Regions from separate parts of the Homo sapiens genome. Here region 2 is linked to region 1. A link is an interaction called in ENCODE POLR2A ChIA-PET data of the cell type or tissue named here. Cell type or tissue: CD4-positive, alpha-beta T cell. All regions are shown on one strand. Links, peaks and the distances in the headings refer to the core of each region. The heading gives the core; the rest is flanking DNA. Region 1 overlaps TSC22D3 (TSC22 domain family member 3). Region 2 has its middle 46 kb from the start of PRPS1.

The links. Peaks named below come from ENCODE experiments on the same cell type or tissue, not always from the same donor. Only the 100,000 strongest peaks of a DNase experiment are listed, where the experiment ranks them.
Region 2: POLR2A ChIA-PET joins it to region 1 with 85 read pairs; 18 of 35 experiments call an interaction of 5 or more read pairs at or near these places.

What each region holds. Positions count from the first base shown.
Region 1 is chrX:107,738,995-107,744,362 of GRCh38, reverse strand. All of the region lies in intron 1 of TSC22D3 (TSC22 domain family member 3), which reads left to right. Among named protein-coding and RNA genes, the nearest start is that of TSC22D3, 34 kb to the left of the region's middle. In CD4-positive, alpha-beta T cell, for the core only: no CTCF peak of the experiment used is centred there; a DNase peak (open chromatin) is centred at 2,212; H3K4me3 peaks cover 985 bases; H3K27ac peaks cover 2,853 bases.
Region 2 is chrX:107,671,741-107,677,108 of GRCh38, reverse strand. No RefSeq gene overlaps it. Among named protein-coding and RNA genes, the nearest start is that of PRPS1, 46 kb to the right of the region's middle. RefSeq lists silencers at 695-754, 3,922-3,971 and an enhancer at 2,968-3,167. In CD4-positive, alpha-beta T cell, for the core only: a CTCF peak has its summit at 4,084; DNase peaks (open chromatin) are centred at 808, 2,368, 2,868, 3,978 and 1 weaker place; H3K4me3 peaks cover 3,809 bases; H3K27ac peaks cover 4,317 bases.

The DNA of each region.
Region 1 (5,368 bases), core at 314-5,313:
ATTACAGGTGTGAGCCACCGCACCCAGCCTGAGCTCTTTATTTTAATGGATTTTCTCCCAGATATCCAGGTCACCCTATCTCAGAACATAGTGTGCTATTTCCACACTGGCTATAGTGAAGGGTTAGCGGCTGGCAGTATTGGAAGGTTGGCCATGTCAGAGAGGGCAGGGCAGCAGTACCAGTGGCTTCAGCTTCAGCCCTGGCCCATGGCTTGAGCATGTATTAAATCGATCGACCTGATTGATTTAATTTTGGCCTGGGCATACCTGGGTCAGCTTAGTGAACCTTACCATCTACCTACAGTCTGGCCACGGAGTAGGCTTAAATGTTAAGAAAGTTTCCCATGGCTTATCACCTTCTCAAAGCTGGTGGGCACTCCCACCCACCCACTTCTCTTGCACTTATTTCAGGCTACACACTTGGGCCTCAAGTGGAGTATTACTACATCTGGACTGGGAAGGAGCAAGGTGGGATCTGAATCCCAAAGGAGTGGTAAAGGCTACAGACCTGGGTTTGTTCCCCTGTTGATTCCCCCCTCACCCACAACCAGTGGAAAAACTAGGGCCATGCTTCCCCTCCCTTCCAGAGCTTGAGCCCTGGGTAGGAAGAGCACTCTAGAAAGAATGAGGGCAGGGAAGAGCAAAGGTCTTCAATCCAGCTCAGGCTTGACATCGAGCCCTACATGTGATGCCCACCTGGCCCAGCAGTGTCAACAGGCATGTCTATTGACAAGTAAAGGGGTCTAGAGTGCTCCCTGCACCACACAAGCATCCTGGCCATCCTCAGCTCACAAATCCAACTCTGGAGCCAGGACTACTGCTTCTGGGGCCCGAAATACCTGCTTGGGCCTCAGGTTGGTATATCTTCTTTCAACCATGGCTAGGACCTGGAAGTGTTTGGGGAAGTACCTTGACTTCTACTGCCAGTTCTTCTGCTAGCCAGCAAAAGTCTCTTCCTCACTGTGGGCCTCAGTTTCCCCATATGTAAGATGAAAGGGTCAGACTAGATGATCGCCCTTCTGGCTCTGCTGTCTGTTCTGTGAGTCTAGCGCCCTCCCTTTCTTCATGAGGTAAATACTTTTGTTGGGGGTATGGGGGGTTGTTTGGAACAAGGGACGTTTGAGGCCTTCCAGTGTGGAAGCTGGTGCAAAGTTCCCAGGCTGTGTTTGTCGTTGTGCCGCCTTTTCTTCTTCGGAACTGGCTTCTCCCGTAGCTCAGGGCCAAGGGCCGCTCTGGTTCCAGCCTTGGATGGGCGTGGTGGGGCAGCGGGTCAGACGGGGCAGTGTCCAGGGCTATCCTGGCAGCCTGGGCTGGCAGGGGGAAGTTCTGTCGCTTCTGCTCGTGTTTCCCACCCGGCCACAGGGCCCTCTCCCTGGGCGGCCTCACCACTGACTCTGGGAGGTCGCCTCCCAACCACAGGTGCTGTGGGGCTGGCAGCCTGTGGGAACGGGCGCTGCTCTCGGGGCTCCCGAGGAGCAGGGATCTCTCGCGGATGATGTGAAGAGCCCATACTGATCCCAGGGCGGGATCAGGTTCCCCTCAGGAATCTGGGAAACTCGCAGGGAGGACGTGCGTGGGCTGGTTAAACTGTCTGGGGTCTGGGGCCGTTGGGTCATTGGACTGTAAATGCAGGGAGGGGGCAGGCAGACTTGCCATATTACAGGCTCTGGTCCCTGCAAGGGACCTTGGATGCCTTCAAGTCCCCTTGCTCCTTTTATGAAGGAGGGTGAAGGGGGAGAGACGGACTTCCACAAAGCCAGAAGACCAGCGGGCAGAGAGGCTTGTTGTTCTGTGTGATCTTGTGACATGGGGACTCCCTCTATTTCCCAGGCCTTCCAGGGAAGCATTAGTGAGCTGAAAGGAGCCTCGGCGGGGAGAACAGTGGTGATGTGCCACACAGAAGGCAGCATCAACCACAACAAACAAGCAGAGCCTCTCAGACACACACAACTCAGTCTCTCTCCCTCTCTCTCTTTCTCTCTCTCTCCCTCCCTCCCCCGCTCCCTCCCCCCTTCCTAAACACCGCGCGCGCGCGCACACACACTCTCTCTCTCTCTCTCTCTCTCTCTCTCTCTCTCTCTTTCTCTCTCTCTCTCTCTCTCAAATACATGTGCCTGAAAGTATATGCTGAGACTTAACTGCACACCCGTCCCAAGCCCTTTAACATGGCTCTGTGGCACTGACTTTCTGTGAAGGCACCCGGAAGCCCAGCCCACATCACCTGCTGGTGCAACTTCACTTTGCCGAGGTGTTGGGGGAGGGACAAGGTTCCTTGGGAGGGGAGGGGCCTTTTCTAAAGCTTAAAAAAAGGAAAGAAAGAAAACAAAGCAAGGCTGAAGTCCTCCCACAGGCAGGCTCGTGCTCCGGGTGTGCTTTCGCAGGCCAGAAACTACAGAACTGGGAGTACTGCCAAGTGCTTTATCAAAGGAAACAGCCCGCCCAACAGCTGGAGATGGGCTCTTGCCAGCTGTGTGTGCCTCTCAGTCTCTCCTTCTCCTTTTCTCTCCCCTTTTCCTATCTCCATCCATCCATCTCCTGCAGCCTTGCACTTTGCACTGGGCTAGCCCTACAGACAGAATTCCTTGGACCACAGAGAGTACCCTTGATGCTGAGCAAGTGAGCAGATTGCTGCCCCAGCTGGATTGGAGGAGGCCGTTCTTGCAAAGGGATGTGTTACCCATGAGTTGGTCTCCAGGCACTGAGCAAGGGGCTGCTGCGTTGTGGGCGCTTCTGCTGCAGCTAGAGCCTTAGGAAGATACAGTCCAATAGTTTCTCCTTAGCCTCCTTTCGCCCATGGTGGGAGGCGGGTGCCTGGCTGCGCTGTGTGTGTTGGCGGCAACAGGGTGTTTTCCAGCAACCTCAGCAACTTTGCCATCCATATTCATTAATTAGTTAATGACTTGGATTCATTTCTCTAAGCCTTGGGCTTCCCAGAGTGGGAGGAGACAATGTGGGAGTGGGGGAGAGCTCTGAGGAAAGTTGTTCTCCCCTTGCTGGGGTGTGGTTGAGGGGGCTTCACTGCCACACACTAAGAAAGAAAGGGAAAGGGGGATCTACGGTGGCTTCGCCCCTTCTCCCAGTCCTCACTCATTTCAGGCTCCCAATTTGCCAGCTAAAGTGGCCAGCATAGCCCCAAAAGGCAGCTCTGAGCTGCGTTTGTAGAAGCAACCCCAGGGAGAAAGATGCCAGTGGGGCTGCCTAGTTCTGTGAGTGGCAGTGCTGAGTTCTGGGAGCTGAAGGCAACAACCTCATCCCTGAGGAGGTCTAGGGGCTTCATTCTCTTCCCTAACCATAGCCCACACCTCAGTAGACCCCTGGAGATGGCTTAGGCAAACCTAACATCTCCCCTGCCAGCCTGGCCACACCTCAAGGGCAGGATCCTTGTGATGTTCATCTCCCTACTCCCAATGCCTGTCATGTGCTTGGGGCTTAAGTAATGTCTGGTGACCCGGACTCTGGGGAAACTCACTTTAAAGCTTGGGTCTTACCAAGTGGGAGGCAGTAACTTGGTCTGTGTGTATTTCCCAAGGTTGCCATGTTGAGCTTATTCATTCTTTAGCAGAGTTTGGCTGAATGAGTACCAGTGAAATGGCAGACACCAGTTTTGGTTGCTATGGGGGTTACCAAGAGGGACAAGGCCACAAACTTAGATAATCTTAGCTTCTGGCATCTGCTGGGCACTCTGCTGCCCATCCTCCCTCTGTTGTACACCCACTCTTTCACCGTCATGGTTCTTCAACCTCAGCCAAGCTCTTGGATCTTCTCTCTCTCTTTTTTTTTTTTAGACTGAGTCTTGCTCTGTCGCCAGGCTGGAGTGCAGTGGCACGATCTTGGCTCACTGCAACCTCCGCCTCCCGGGTTCAAGCGATTCTCCTGCCTCAGCCTCCCGAGCAGATGGGACTACAGGCGTGTGCCACCAGGCCCAGCTAATTTTTGTATTGTTGGTAGAGACGGGGTTTCACCATGTTGGCCATCATGGTCTCGATCTCTTGACCTCGTGATCCGCCCGCCTCGGCCTCCCAAAGTGCTGGGATTACAGACGTGAGCCACCATGCCCAGCACGATCTCTCTTACTGTTCTTTCCTTCCCTGAGGCTTCTTCTACAAATGGGCATGCTCATATGCTTAGTCACAAGTGGCCCTGAAGCGTAATGAGCTCAGGCTTTGGAGCCAGCCAGACCTCAATTTGAATCCCTAGTCAGCCACTTTCTCTACCCGGTATGACTTTGGGTAAGTTACTTTGCCTCTCTGAGCCTCAGATTTCCCCTCTGCAAACTGGAAGTGATACATACAATATTGACCTCCTGAGTCTGGAGAAAGTTGATTGAGATAACATATATACTGTATATGAAGTGCTTTGAGCCACGTTTTGCACAAAGCAGGTGCTCAATGACTGTTAGCTGCTGGTATTCATTCCCATTGCCCAGTGTATGTGTGATGATCAATCGTGTCGATCACACACCACTGGGCTGATAGGACTGACTATGTGATCAACCATAGACAGATCAAAGACCCCAAGCGGGACACTAAGAAGACACTTCAGTAATTATGTGTGTCCAGCCCTGGCAGTTACAAACCTGGGTGGAATGAGGTGCAGAAGTCAAGAGCCTGAGGCAGAGCTGAACCCATTATCCCTGATTTTGTCCCTCCCAGATAGGGCTTCCCCTCAGGCCATGGGACAGACTAGACTGGCCCTTGGGCATGGGGCTAAATAAATGTCTTCTGGGAAGCTCCACCTACCACACAACTTCTCCAGACTCTGGCTTCCTGGCTTCCCTCATGTGGGGTCTTCTTTTTCTCACCTGTGAACCTCACCTATGCTCCAACACGCATGCCCTTGCCACAGTTTCCCCAGCGTGTGTGTGGTCAACCTTGAGTATATCTGGAAGGACCAGGCCAGGACTGGAAAGGACCATTTTTATCACAGCCCATTTATGACCATCTCCCTGAAAGGGTGCATGTGTGTGTGTGCACGCGCCTGTGTGTGCGTGTGTGCGTGTGGAGCCTGCAGCATTGAAGTGCCAGTTAACCTTGTGACATCAAGATTCCTCATTCCTAGTCCATATACCCATTGCTTCACCTTCCCTCAGCAGCAGCTTCTGAGCTCTGGGTAGTCAGGAGGATGCTGACGTGGGCATTTCCACGATTTGTGATGTAGGTCTTCACGAATGGAGGTTTGTGGGGCTTGCCCCCTCCAGTTCCCTTGGAAGGGCACTTCCGATGGTTGGCACCAGCAGCATGTCAGCTGCAGGGAGCAAATGGTGTAAGGGAAGAGAGTCCAGGTCTTCTTTGGCTACGACTGATTCCTTATTTCCTCTCCTTTCCCAGTTTGGGAGCATTTGTTGCTGTCTGAAGGGCCGGGCAGTGCC
Region 2 (5,368 bases), core at 73-5,072, 67 kb after region 1:
GTAAGCCTTGGTGTAAGATCTCCTCCCCCGCCCCCGCCCACTTTTTTCTCCTCCCCGTCCTCCTCATCCCACTGGAAAAGTCGCTGTGGTTGGTTCTTAGGCGGCTTCCAAGCCCATGCTGATCAGCATCACTTGCCTCTGGCCACCCTCCCCTGTGACCGGCAGCACATGTCGCCCCACGCGGCCCCGGCTTGGGGAGCGTAAGGCATGTGGGCCTCCATGCGGCCGCCAGACGAGGGCGGGACCGGGACGCTTCGCCCTGCCTGGGGCTCCTGGTGAGTTCCGGGTGACTGGAGTGGGGACAAGAGGCACCAGGGAAGGACGTGAGTTCTTTAGATTTTCCAAACGCCTCTGACACATGTCCTCACTCAAAGCTGCCCAAGAAAACAAAACAAGCTCCGCTAACTAGGGAGGCGGGAAAAAGTGGGGGAGGCAATGAAGGTTTGGCCTCAGAATCCCAGAACTACAGTGGGATGAGGGGTGGGCAGGGAGGAGGTGGAGAGGCAGGCAGGGCTGGCCGCCCTGGCACAGCCTTGGAAGCCAAGCTTTGGGGTTTAGAGGAGAGCAGGGGTCAAATGCCTGAGAGCCTGCCTAGGCAGGTAAGGGGAAAGGGGAAAGTGGCCAGGGTACAAGAGGGTGGTTCTCAAAATTGGCTGCAAATTATAATCACCTGGGGAGCTTTTACAAATCCGGACACCCGGGTCTCACCTTACACCAATGTTATCAGAATCCCAGGGGGTGAGACCTAGGCAGGAGTGTTTTTCTAAACTCCCCAGGTGGTTCCAATGTGCAGCTGACTCTGAAAACCAGCAGTGCAAGAGCTCGCTGCTCAGAGCTGGTCCCAAGCCCGGCAGCATGAACCACAACTGGGAGCTTGTCAGAAATGCAGAATCTTGAGCCCCAGCTGGGATCTACTGAATCAGCATTTGCATTTTAAAAATAACAGCCCTATTAAAGTATCATTCACATGCCATAAAATTCACCCTTTTAATGTGTACAATTAAGAAGTTGTTAGTATATTCAGAATGTTGTGTAACCACCACCTCTATCTGGTTCCATTTTCATCACTCCAAAAAGAAACCCCAGACCCTTTAGCAGTCAGTCCCCATTTCCCTCCCCACAGCCATGGGCAACCGCTGCTGTACTTTCTGTCTCTAAGGATTTGCTCCGTCTGGATGTCGCAATTACACACATTACGGTTTGCAAAGCACTGGCATGAAAAACCCTCTAAAACAAACGGCCCTTACTCCCTTCCCACAATCATTGCCATGCAGCCATGAGGGTCCAGAGTTGCTAGATTCTCTGCTTTTTTGCAAAAGAAGCCAATATGTGGATTTTTATGTGAAATCTTCCACTTTTTAAAAGGTTGGCAACTAATTCAAATTTATGGAAAACACTGTTCAGGCCAAACAAAACCTGCCCAAGGGCTGGATTCAGTCTGTTAGCCACCAGTTTGCAACTTCTGACAGTCACCAGGTTCTTCCCAAACCCACCCAAATCCTTTCTACTCCAGCCATAGTCTTTCTTTTTGTTCCAGTTTCCATGAGTGTGGGAAAATTACTGCTTAGTAGCCTCCTTATAAAATCTTCTCATCTTATTTCTCCCTTCTCCAAATGGACAGCCAAGCATTTCTTGAGGACCTACTATGTGCTTAGTGCTTTATATATTTTGTGAATCACTTAAATCTTCACAACAACCTTTAGGGCAAAGATTATTACCCAAGTTTTAAAGACGCAGAAACTGGAGCTCAGAGAGGTTAAGTAACTTTCCTGATGTTGCACAGCCACTAAGTGACAAAGCCTGAACTCTTTCCGCCTCACTACACTGCCTCTACTTCACCAATCTCTGCCCCGAGGCCCCATCTTTCATCTTTCTTCCTATTCTGAGCCTTTTCCCTTTTCCCCAGATGATGGACATGGCTGTCTGATGAAGACTCTAGACTGTCACAGAGCATGGTCTCAACAAGCTTAGGACCCATGTTTGCTGGGGAGAGTCTCAGCTTCAAACACTCGGGCTTGTTTCCCCATAAGTACATTCATCCTTGTCAAATATGTGTCCTGATCTTTGCTTTGGAAAATGTGGTCCACAGAAGTGAGCTGTGCTCTATTTTGACGCTGAATCTTACTCAGCTTGTGGTCAACTCCCTCCTTCACTTGGTGTTTTCCTTGTTTATTTGTGTCGAGCCAAATTATGTTGTTAGGTTTTGTCACTAACGAACCCCTTGCACTCATCCCTGCTGAATTTCACCCGGGTTTCACAGGACCTTCTTCCTCTAACCCGTCCAACTGGAAGTCCCTCCCCTCTCTGCTGTGGGTTTGGCCCCCCTCCCAACCTTCTGTCATTTTCAAGTCACTTCAGGCTTCGGAAAACTGTCTCCACCCTCCCAAAAGGTCCCATCTGGTTTCCTCCCTTCACTGCTCTGGAAACCCTACATAGGCCTCCCTGACTGGGGGAGGGAGGGCAACCTCCCTGGGAGGAGGGGCCTCCCTGAGAGGGAGTGGGGTGGGGAGGACAGGTAAAGGGAAGCAGAATCTGCTCCCCTAAATTGGTTGGGGGTGGAGGAGGATCTGGATGTGACTGGGAGTGTCTGCAGGCTGTAGCCTTTGGCTGGAACCTCTCCTAGGCCAGCTTCAGACTTAATCTGGTCCCAGGAGGGTGTCAGGGGTCCATGGACCTCTTTTTCCGATCAGAGGGATCCTTAGTCCTGGGGGACCATTTGGCAGAAGGTCCTTTAACTCAGTCCTGGCCCCTGAGTACACCCCGTTGTCTGAGCACTGCAGGCTCCCAGGCTGGTTGCTAGGTGCAGGGCTCAAACAATGTAGTGTGACAGTTCCGCAGCCCACCTCAGGGGCCTCCCCAAGCCACAAGGGTGTGGTTTGCAGTCTGGGTACATTCTGTACCCTCACTCTGGGGGCGGGTTTGTGGTTCCAAGTGCTGTGCAGCCGAGCCCCGCCCATGCCTTTCCTCTCCAGCTACAAAAACAAGCTTGACACCAAGAGGGGAGGAATTGAGAAAATAAAAAATAATAATAAAAAAAAGGCTGTTACTGTACAGCTGGTCCCTGGAGACTCCAAGGTGGCCCCGCCCCTTCCCCTTCCTCTGAAGGTTTCCCATGGGTGGAAGGCCAACAGTGTCACTGGATGTCTACTGCTGGTTCTTTCCTTCCCTTCCCATGCATTTGAATGGCTGCCTGAGCCACAGAGCAACAACCTAGAGGAGATGCCAAGCAGTGCTCTCTAGGGACTTGCTGCCACTGTCTTCCCTAGAGCCCCTGAAACAGGGCTTTCCTTTCTCTGCCAGCACTAGGCATCTCCACATTCCTCTGGCCATTGCTCTGACTGCTAGGTTCTCGGGCCTCTGCACCTTCATCGTTATTATTAGCATCGTTATATCAGCTACCACTGATTGAGGGCCTGTACGGTACTGGGTGCTTCCACCCTTTCACCATTTAATAATCACTTCATGAGGTAATCCTAGCTGATGCTTATCTCACACTTACTATTGTAAGTGCTTTGCACATCTCATTTAATCCTCAACAGTTTTGAGATGGGTCCCTGTACTGTTTTACAGCCAAGGAAACTGAAGCACAGAGAGGTTAAACACTGTGGCCAAGGTCATACTCTACTAAGTGGGAGAATCAGGATTTGAACCCAAGTCCGCTACACTTGAATCGATGATCTTTCTGCTGGACTGCCTCCATTTCCCCCCAGACAATCCTGAAAACTGGATACCTTCTATCAGTTTTTTCACTGGAGAATAGGCTAGCTAACTTGGACCTCAGAGGAGAGGACAGCTCCCTGGAGAATCTGGAAGAGGCAGGAGCGAAATTTGCTCAGTTGCAGGGATTCCCCAGGACTCCCTGGGAGTCAGGCCACACCCAGTTGCTTCTGCTGGGCTGGCGGTCTGTCTGCTCTGGAGTGGGGTGGGGTGGTGAGGTGCACACCACACACACACACACACACGCACGCACGCACGCACGCACACACGGAGGGAGGGGGGAAAGGGAGATGGGGTAGGTGAGGAAACTCACCGTCCCAGAGCTCTCTTGCCCCCTCTTCAGGCAATAAGCTCTCACTGCTGTTCCTGTCCAGGTGACCAATTTTTGCCATAGGAGGCCCTATTTTTAGACCTCAAAACCCACCACCAATGTCTGGGCTGCAAGCTCAGTGGACCAGGCTGCTGCACGGGCTGTTTTGTTTTTGTTTTCGTGGTGTTTTAAAATTTTTTACCATTTGAATCTCTTTTTTTTTTTTTTGAGATGGAGTCTCTTTCTGTCACCAGGCTGCAGTGCAGTGGCACGATCTTGGCTCACTGCAACCTCCACCTCCTGGGTTCAAGTGATTCTCCTGCCTGCCTCAGCCTCCCAAGCAGCTGGGACTACAGGCGCATGCCACCATGCCTAGCTTTTTTTTTTTTTTTTTTTTTTTTTGAGACAGAGTCTCACTCTGTTGCCCAGGCTGGAGTGCAGTGGCACGACTTCAGCTCACTGCAAGCTCCCCCTCCCAGGTTCATGCCATTCTCCTGCCTCAGCCTCCCAACTAGCTGGGACTACAGGCACCCGCCACCACGCCCAGCTAATTTTTTTTTTTTTTTTGTATTTTTAGTAGAGACGGGGTTTCACCGTGTTAGCCAGGATGGTCTTGATCTCCTGACCTCATGATCCGCCCCCCTCAGCCTCCCAAAGTGCTGGGATAACAGGCGTGAGCCACCGCGCCCAGCCTAAAAATTTTTGCCATTTGAATCATTTTTAAGTGCATAATTCAGTGACAATAAGTACATTTACATTATTCTGCAACAATTACCACTCTCCACCTCCAGAACTCTTTTCATGTTGCAAAACTCCATACCCATTAAACAATAATCCCCCCCACAAACCCGCCCCCAGAGTGAGGGTAGAGAATATACCCATTCTCCCCTCCCCCTAGCCCCTAGTAATCACCATTCTATGTTCTGTCTCTTATGAATTTGACTATTCTAGGTCCCTAATATAAGCAGAATCATGCAATATTTGTCCTTTTGTGTCTGGCTTATTCAGTTAGCATAATCTTCATGTTGTAGCATGTGCCAGAGTTTCTTTCCTTTTAAGGCTGAGTAATTGTCTACTGTATGGATATACCACATTTTGTTTATCCATTCATCCATTGATAGACACTTAAGGGTTGTTTCTACCTTTGGACTATTGTGAAGAATGCTGCTGTAAACACATTGGTGTACAAGTATCTGTCCGAGCCTCTGCTTTCAATTCTTTGGGGTATATACCTAGGAGTGGCTGTTGGGGCCGTTTGCCCATTCCCGAGGCAGCCTAGTGGTCTGGCCCCCCTCAGAAGAAAGTTGCCTTCCCAGCTTTCTGCCCCAGCTCTGCTTTGTC